Regions from separate parts of the Homo sapiens genome. Here region 2 is linked to region 1. Evidence: chromatin loops called from intact Hi-C (ENCODE). Cell type or tissue: PC-9. All regions are shown on one strand.

Region 1 (5,000 bases):
CCACGCCCAGCTAATTTTTGTATTTTAGTAGGGGTTTCACCATGTTGGCCAGGCTGGTCTGGAACTCCTGACCTCATGATCCGCCCACCTCGACCTCCCAAAGTGCTGGGATTACAGGCATGAGCCACCACACCCTGCCTCTCCCTCCCCGCTTCCTTTTAATCTCCCAATTGCCTCCCACTGGCAAAATCTCCCCTTTTGCTCCTCCAGTATTCCACTAATTTTGTAATAAATGCCCTGAATTAAAGATCTTTTAAAAAAAATCTCAAAGTGATTGTATTTATCCAAAAGAATTAAAAGCAGTGACTGGAAGAGATATTTGCACACCCATGTTCATAGCTAAAAAGTGAAATCAACTCCAGTGTCCACTGAAGGATGACTGGATATGCAAAATACGGCATGCATATATAGTGGAATACTCTTCAGCTTTCAAAAGAAAAGACATTCTGACACATTCTCCAAAATGGATGAACCTCGAGGATATTATGCTAAGTGAAATAAGTCAATCACAAAAAGATAAAAGACAAATACTGTATGATTCCACTTATATGAGGTACTTGGAGTAGACAGAATCTTAGAGACAGAAAGTAGAATGGTGCTTGCCAGGTGATGGGGAGTGGGGGAAACAGGGAGTGTTGTGTAACGAGTATAAAGTTTCAGTTTCACAAGATGAAAAGGATGATGCAGATGGATGGTGGTGATGACTGTACAACCTATGAGTATATTTAACACCATTTAATAGTTTAAAATAGTGAAGGTGCTAAATTTTACATTATGTGTATCTTACTACAATTTTAAAAATGGAAAAAAAAATCCTGAGGTGGTTTTCATTTCTTGGTTGGATATTGACATACCCTCCCACTCCCAGCCCAGTTACTCTGCAACACCTACCATTTTGTTAGTCTTCATGGAACTTGCTGCTCTCTGAAATGACCTTGTTTACTTTTGTTTATTTACCATCTGTTCTCCCCCACTCAAGGGTAAGGATTAAGAGAGTAGGAATCTTATTTTCTTGTTCACCTCTGTATCACTAGCACCTAGAATAAAACTTGCTTCACAGCAGATTTTAATAAATATTAGTTGAAAGAATGCACACACACGAAAGGAGCCTTACACATTTTTCTTGATTTCCATAAAAAATAAGAAGGATCAACAGAATTCCTTTGTGCTGTACAGACTTTACTGATGAGTTGGGAAATAGAGGACCCCAAGTTTACATCTTGGGGTCAGTTTTTACTTTAAATCTCTCAAACACACCAATCTTCATCCTCCATTCTCTGGTCTTCTGATGCCCTCCACCCCACCTGTCGTCGGGGAATATCTATCCAAATTCATCCGGTGGAAGAACAGTTCCCTTTTCTCCAGCCCTGACTCCCAAACTCAGCTCAGGGCTTACCACTGTAACTCCAAACACTCATCAGTGTCCCCTACACAGACTGTCTCCTCTGGGTGTCCCCTTCCCACCTCTCTGCAATGGAAAGGTAGCAGCAGAGGGTTCAATTTTCTCACTGATATGAAATATGCTTCTTCTCTTAAAAGGCAAAATAACAACAATTTGTTCTGGTTTAAAACTACTTTTTTATATTATAAGTTTGCTTTTAAGTAGACACTAAATTACAAATGTGTCCTCAGATATGGAGGATAGTGACATGTAAGGACAACCCTACCTATTCTGTATCAAATAATACATTTTAAGGGAAATACAAGAAAATAGAAATATGTAGCTCAGCTCCCTGGCTCTTCTCTAAATGCATAGGCCCATTACAAAGTTAAATTAAAGGAAGGACAGCAGTGGGGGACCTGTGACACTTACTCCTTCCATCTTCTGCTTTCACGAACAAAACTCAACTCAAGTTATTTCTAAAGTCAGAAAAATTAAAACTCAAAGAAGTACCTGTGCATATATGTGTATTACACATCTTAATGGAAGACACACAATTCCAAACATTATTTGAATGTACATCCCTCAAGAAATTCACAGACTTGAGGAGCAATCTTCAGACAAGGTCGGAGACAGAAGTTCCTTTATCTCTGAGAACCAATCGCTGGGCCCGCCACTGCTAAAGGCCACTAAGAGAGAACGGAAGGGGACAGGGACTGAAGGCGGGCAGAGGAGAGAAAAATAGAAAAGAAAATAGGATTGTTTGAATACCACCAGCAATCGCCTCGGGCACATTTTCCTGCCTTAGCTGCGTGAGTCAGCCTGGCCGAACAATCTAAAAACTTCACAGGCCGGGCAGGCTGCAGGGTGCGGTGCCTACTTAGGTCCACCGTGGCCCACATGGACCTGCGACACTGCAGCCGCGCTTTCCCAGGGCCTGGGGCTGCGGGCGCCTCCCAGGCCGGTTCAAGCCACGCACCTCAGAGCGCACTGGAGAAAGTCACTACCTTATTTGCACACTAGTCATTACTGCATCCTCATCACCTCTTGGAATGAGAGTTGAAAATTTAAGCAGAGGATTTCTTTAATCAAATTCAAATGCTTTGCATAGCAAAGAAAACCGGGTCAAGGAGCTGCCGCTACAAACAAGTTCCAATTCTTAGCTAGAGCCAGGGGATAAATGTGAGCAAGTCTCCCCCTAGTGGACAGAGCGCGTCACCTTTCACTCGCAAAGACTGCCGCATCTGGGTCAGGCAGAAATTCAGGAAGAGCCAGGTGAGAAGGTGAGCTGGGAGGAGAGGAGGTAACCTTGTTATTGGAACCCACAGTCCCGCCTTGCCTTCTCAGATTTTCTTTTCAGTGGAAAAGCAAACTGCGTTGAAGTTTTTACACATCGTTTGAGAATGCTTACTCTTAAAATGTTTGTTCCTAATTCGTTGAATATGACTATATGTCTCACTATAATGGAGGGTAGCAGATCTAATGTCATTTTCTGGACTGGTTTTGAAAGGCCTAGGTCACCCCTGAGGGGGCACTCTATTTGGGGACAAGCTAAGGAGGACTGTGGCAAAGAAAGAGTGACTGGAGAAAGATGATCCTGTTTCCATGGACAAAATCAGTCCCAATGTCCTTGCCCCATGAGCAGTGACAGGTCAGCGACATCACCAGGCTGGCAGGATCCCAGGGGTAGGTTGTTCTTGCATCAGAGTCTTCCGGCCGACCCCACCCGCGTGGCAACCAACAGTCATGCTCTCTATCCTTTGCAAAGATAGACTGGACGAGCTGTCTCTGTCCAGACTAATCCTGACCAGTCTTTCCACAGTCTTCTCCAGCTATTTCTGGCCTTCAGTAGGGAAGCTTAGACTGAACTCCATAGAACAGACCTCAAAAGAGTTTCTAGGATCCTAAAATGTATGGAAAATATATATGTATGTGCACATGTTTAAGTGTATATATGAGTGTGTGTGCACGTGTGCATTTGTGCAAACTTTCTATATGCAAGCTTGCAGACTGTGAATTCATTCAATTTTCAAAGTATCTGTGGCCCAGGAAACATTATAAGTCACCCCACCAGTAAAACAAGCCATTGCAGTGATTGAAGTGCCTGGGCTGTGGAATTTGAGTGCCCAAATTCAAATCAGACTGAGATTCCTTGAGAAAGTAACCTAATAGCTGCAGCCCTTAGTTTCCTAATCTATAAAATGAGAATAATAATATAGTACATAATAATAACAATAGCACTTTATCCATTGAATTAATGGAAGGATTAAATGATATAATGCATGCAATGCACTTAGCGATTTACTTGACACATATTCATTGTTCAGTAAAGTTTGGCCTTCATTATTTATAATGAACCCCTTAAATTAGAAGCTGAGAAATGTTAGGGTCTTTAAAATTCCAGTGTGGGTAGCATACATTTTTCAATAATTTTGTGATTTTGGGATGAGATACAAGAATTATTTTTCTTTTGATAAAAACATATTCAATCTCTTTGGAACAATAAGTATGGCTCTATACAGGGTAATAAACTAGATGATAGAATTATAAATTTTAAAGCAAGTAGAAGCCTGAGTTATTACTAGTCATATCTCCTTCAATTCTGCTTTATAGGTGAGGTTATCCAGATACATCATGAAAATGACCTGCCCAGGCTATCCTGATGTTATGGCTACAGTTCAGGACCTTGATTTTTAATTATTAGCTGGCTTTACCACAGCTCTCAGAGGCCTTCCCCTATCTTCATGAGATTCTCAAAGGTCCATTAAAGAAAAAAATTGAGAATGGTTGTCCTGTGGGAAATAGACCATCATTCAGGTCTCTGCTCAAATCCCTGGCTTCCTGTTCCCTATGGCTCAAAGCGAGTTTTCTTCCTCTGAGAACTCTGTATATCACCATCTTATTACCATTTATCTCAGTCTGAAGATGCACATCATACTCCATTTTTCTCTTTGTTCCCTTAGATTTCAAACATCTTGAAAACAGGAAACATGACCTCGTATCTAATAGAATCTGACAAAATATTTCACAAAGAAAAAGATAAAAGGTATAATACAAAGGGATTAGAAAGCCGTTTATCTCATTGATGAACTCCAGCCTGAAAAACTCCAGAGGACCTAAGAAAAGTCCATTTCCCATTGCTGACTTCTTCTCCTCTCCTGGAAACAATATGAACTGGACAGACTGTGAGCAAAGCCAACAGCACAAATAAGGCTAGAGAAAAAGAAATAAAAAAAAATTGGACCCATTTTTATCTTGGGGCCAGGACTCTAAGATTTCAATGGGGCAAAAGATGAATGATTCATGCCTACAAATAGAATATATATGGCAGGAGCTTGTTCATAGGAGTATGACAAAAACTTTGTTTCTAGGCCTGGTTCCTGGACCCGGATCCCACATGAAAGAGCAAGACCAGGTGCCTGGCTTGGTTACACATCAGAGATTGGACAGGAACTAAAGGAGGGGGTGAAATCCCTAGCTCTGAAGGTTAGAGGACTTGAGGGCAGAGGTCAGGTTGGACATTATAGGGTCTTCTGTTTCTAGTCTCCCCAGTCTTGGCTTCTACTCCCATTTCCCTTGCTTCCTTCCTGCACCCCAAATTGGGTCATGATAGAAAAGA
Region 2 (5,000 bases), 320 kb before region 1:
ATTTTTTACAAGTTGTGTCGCTTTGTGATGAACACTTTAGCTCTGCAGATTTAGTATAACAAAATGGTTAAGAACAAAGGCTTTGGAGACTTCTCCAATAAGTTTTGGTTCTGCAGTTTACCACCTGTAGTTCTTAGACTCAAAATAGGGTGATCATGTAATTTATTGTCCAGACTCATAAATTTGAGAATAAAATGGGTATTTTAGGTAGTTTACATGCAGTAAACCAGAATTGTCCTAAGCAAACAAGATATCTAGTCATCTTAGCTCTAGGGATCCTTTGTAAAATGGAAATTATAGTTCATGCTTCCTAGGGTTGTTGTGATGGTTCAAGGAGCTGATGTGTGCTCAGTGCAGTTGTGGTACATTATTGCCTGATATTTATTCTTGCTAATGATAGTATTATTTATGTTTAGAATTCTCTTCAGCTAAAAAGACATTTTAAATAATATCTTTAATATTTTTATGTTGATTCTCCTCTGCACCCCAAGAACACTAATTATCCCTACTCTGTTCCTCATTTTATGTCATCTGTATCTATCTATCATCTATTCTCTGATCACCTTAATCTCTTTCTCCTTTTTCTCTGCATTGTCTGTGATGTCTTTAATCTTCATCTGATCAACACTAGATTTGGGTCTCTATTCTCTTTTTCATTCTTTTTAATACCAGTTACAATTATGCAAACGCACTATAAATTACTCAAATTATTTCTTTAGTACTACCATCTTCCTTTTAATCTGTCTTCTTATTCTAGCATCAGTCTTTTATCTCTAGTTAGACCTCAGTTTCAATACTAGTACAATGGAACATAACATCAAACTTAGAGGCTCATTTATAGGACAAAATGATATAAAGCACTTAGAATAATGCCTGGAATATAGTCAATGCTCAATATTATCATTTTAGAGTTTGTTTTTTTAAAAAAATTCCTGCAGCTTAAACTATTTTCATATTTTTGAAGTAATTTTTTCCAAAGTAATAAGCTTTATTTTTGCATGTTATATCTACTTAAATTTTTACATTATTTTTGCAGAATTGTAAAGTCAATTCTACATGTTTTTCTAAATAGCTTTATTATAATATATATATCATAAAATTCACCCATTTTAAGTACACAACTTAATTAACTTCTAGTAAATTTACAGAGTTGTGCAACCATCGCCACAATCCAATTTTAGAACATTTCTCTCACGCAAATAGTATCTCTCAGGCCCATTTGTAGTCATTCTTTATATCCACTCCAGTCCCCGGCAACCACTAATCAGCTTTTTGTCTCTGCAGATTTATCTTTTCTAGACATTTTGTAGAAATTAAATCATAAAATATGTGGACTTTGTGTTGGATTTCTTTTGTGCAGCATAATTTTCTGAAGTTCATGCATAGTGTGGCCTATATCAGTACTGTATTACTTTTTATTGTTGTAAATTATTCCATTTTGTGGCTATATCACATTTTGTTTATCCATTTACCAGTTGAAAGACATTTGCGTTGTTTCCACTTTGGGGGTATTATCCATAATAAACATTCACATACAAGTCTTTGTGTGGCCATCTTTCATTTTCATCTCTCTTGGAGAGACTACTAGGAGTAGAATTGCTGATTTGCATGGTAACTTTGTGTTTAATTTTTAAGAAATTGGCATACTGCTTTCCAAAGTGGCCACACCATTTTACATTCCCACCAGCAATGTATTAATGAGCGTTTTAGTTTTTCCACATCATTGACATCACTTTTATTGTCTGTTTTTTTGATTATAGCCATTTCAGTGATGAGTAAGTGTTATTTCATGTGGTTTTGATTTGCATTTCCTAATAGCCAATAATGTTGAGCTTTTTTTCAGGTGCTTATTAGTTATTTGTATATCTTCTTTGATAAAAATATCTACTAAAATCTTCTGTCCATTTAAAAATTGAGTTGTCTTTTTATTGAGTTTAAGACTTCTTGATTAAATCTGAATTTCAAATGTGCTGTTCTCATTTCTCTCTTTACACGCCTTATAAAAGAATCAGGTTTACACAGTCTTTCTATTTCCATATGTTGGTGTGGTGGGTATTTTCTTCCTGAAAAGAGCAGGTTTATATTTGCATTGTCACCTAGACTGAAGACTGTAGGAAAGGAGAAGGAATGGGCAATCAGATCTCTGGGACTTTTCTTCGTGCACATTTTCTCATATTTTAAACTACTTAATCTGATACCAAATCATGAGACTATACAATAGAAGAAGTAACCTTAGAGTTACAGGTTGCTCTCTTAAATGCAGGATGAATCTGCCTCATTCGTGAGAATCTGAATTAGAGACAGTTGTTTTCAATTTTGGTTAGATGTTGAATCACCTGGGAAGCCTTATAAACCACCAAAACCTGTGCTCTCCTCCCAATTTAGCTGTAACTAGACTGTGTTACAGCTTGGGCAATGGGGAGTTTGAAACATTCTTCAATTGTAATGTGCAACCAAGGTTGAGAAGCACTGGGCTCAACAAAGGAAGAGCACCTGCAGGTTTTATCTGTGTTGAGGATAGACAGCATGTCCCTACATGTTTAGTTGGCAAGTAAATTGGTCCTTGTCTCTATTGTATGGCTGCATGGGCACCGGCCCTCGGATTCATAATGTGTGTATGGGCATGGAGTCAGAGGGAGAAGGCGCTGCAATTGAGAAACTGCCTGCTCAGTGAAAAGTGATGAAAAAAGACACTTGCTTTCCCATCCAGCTAAACCACTCCTCAACATGTCCTACATGCAGTGGGAAAAGGGGCAGAAAGTGTTGCCCTCTTATCTATAGCTCATCCTTTTCTCTACTTACTTTCTATAACACTACATCAGTGGTTCTCAAACTCAGAAGTGTTTTAGAATTACCTGGGGGAGTTAATAAAGAATAGGGGCTCAGATTCATCAAGTAGACAAAAGCCTGGGCTTCTGCATTTTAACAAGTTCCCCCTGGTGATTCCGATATATACCACAACTTTGAGAATCACTGCACTAAGATATTTTGTGGGGAACTTTCGTTAGTAAGAGTCTTAGGTGATATCTATGCTGTTTTCATGCATAGTTGGATGTGATTCAAATGCAATTATATCTAGTAAAAATTTCTTGTGCTATCTTTTTACTTTACTTGACAACATATGTATTGGACCATATGAGAAGTGATCAAATTGCTGCCCTGATTCGTAACAGGCAAACTATCAAAGTCAGCTGTTGGAGAGTGTGGGGGTTCTGAGGAATTCTGAGATGTCCATTGGAGCCCTGGTTAGGGGAAAATCAGAGATGAGAGGTTTATATCATGACCCCTGACTTCAAATGGGATCATGTCAGGCACAGCTGGGCAATTGCGGTTCCAGAGTAAAGGTCCGTCAAAGTTCTCAGTTCATGTCAATGATTTCACTTTCCACTTTTATATCATTCTCAAATATAAAAGCTTTTCAGCCAATTATTTTCTCTTATCTGAACTACTAACCTTTTTTTTCTTCCTTCTCTCATATGTGACAAAATTTTATCAGAATCAGAACATCATGCTCTTGTATTGTCACACTAAACCATGTTTTAAATTATATTGCTGCCAAGAATCTTAGAAATATCCATATTAAGGTACATTTGCTGAAAGCAAAATTAACAAATCCAGTCTCTTGTCACTTACAGAAGATTCATTGCTCTAAACCGAATGCATGCTGATTGATTATATGTCAGCTAAAAAGGAGGTTCCTTCTAACTTAGTAGAGCAATTGGGCCTGTCCAAGAATGGCCTTTATTCACCACTGCAAGAGAATGCATCTGCTGTTTGAGCTATAGAATGCATCCGAGAGAGAAAACAGAAATTAGCCCTCTGAAGGAAGGTGACAAGAAATGTACAATCCCTGACCTTAGCAATTCCAACCAATTACAGAGTTTCTGTAAAATTAGTGAATTGGCACTCAAAATGTCCCTTGGCAACATACTCATTGAACTCTGTGAGATGAAGGTGAAATCGCTGCCCCAATTTGGCGAAGTCGGCTGTTGCTGGGATGTGGACTATCTGGGGACATTTGAGGTGGCTGTTATATCCCTAGTTAGTGTAAAATCAGAGAAGGGGGTAATAGCAAGTTAGAATTATGTCTTACCCAAGGCATAAGGAGTCTATGAAAACAATAGATTCCTGCTCTTTATGTATTAGGTCCCCTTCTGATTAACCATTTGGCAGGAAATCAGAGCTATTGTGCTAATTTCAAAGACCCTCTCCCCAGGGCAAATGACGTGGTTGATGTATTATCCCAGAGATTCAGAAGGCAAAATTACCAATGCCCATGTGTATCTAATTGGGGTTGGAGTAGAAGAAAAGCATCTGAAAGGATTCCTTATTGCCCTCTGCACTTTCTTGCTCTGCTTATTCCGTAGCTCTTCCTGTCTCAGACCTATACCATTATACCTCAGACCTTTCCCTTGCATTCTTGGGCTTACTTCTGCTTGATCCGGGCTCCTCCAACTTCCCATTTATTTCCTAATCTTGTTCTCTCTCTGTCTTGTTTTTTTGACCTAAAAATTAGGTTTAGGAAAACTTCCTACACCTTCTTTGTTGGGATGTTCTCTGGACTAATGACTCCAGGCGAGACCACCGTTGATCATGAACTCACTTTGAAACAGAAGCTGGGTTGGTAAGACTGGAGCTACTCAGGAAGTTTTTCTCCTTTATTCTCTATCAGCTCAATGCCAAATATACTCCCTAATGGATCTGGCCCCTCTTCCTGAATGTGGTGGTCTGCAGCTATCCATACAGTCTTGGGGCCCTAGAGATAGCATAGAAAAAGCACAGTTTCATGACAGGTGGGTAAAGAAGTTTGCCCACAACTTGAGGTAGAGCCTATATGGGTATGACAAGGAGACTGTGGCCATGACGGGATTGAAGGAGGCATCTTCATGCTTTTCATCTTACCTAGGACAGAAATTGAGAACCTATACTAATACATCACAGCCACCTTCTTTTATTTCATTTGAGACATGAATAGTTTTTCATAGGTACACAAACACACA

What was found. Hi-C counts contacts between places; a loop is a spot of excess contacts. Peaks named below come from ENCODE experiments on the same cell type or tissue, not always from the same donor. Only the 100,000 strongest peaks of a DNase experiment are listed, where the experiment ranks them.
Region 2: a loop joins it to region 1, with 2.6 times the contacts of the local background. A loop is called at or near these places in 1 of 110 quality-filtered maps.

What each region holds. Positions count from the first base shown.
Region 1 is chr7:34,318,693-34,323,692 of GRCh38, reverse strand. No RefSeq gene overlaps it. Among named protein-coding and RNA genes, the nearest start is that of NPSR1, 340 kb to the left of the region's middle. RefSeq lists an enhancer at 2,633-2,692. In PC-9, CTCF peaks have their summits at 2,330 and 2,536 (motif pointing left); DNase peaks (open chromatin) are centred at 2,182 and 2,582; H3K4me3 peaks cover 1,314 bases; H3K27ac peaks cover 665 bases.
Region 2 is chr7:34,642,868-34,647,867 of GRCh38, reverse strand. The region is part of intron 2 of NPSR1-AS1 (NPSR1 antisense RNA 1); the gene reads left to right. Among named protein-coding and RNA genes, the nearest start is that of NPSR1, 13 kb to the left of the region's middle. In PC-9, no CTCF peak of the experiment used is centred here; no DNase peak of the experiment used is centred here; H3K27me3 peaks cover 2,894 bases.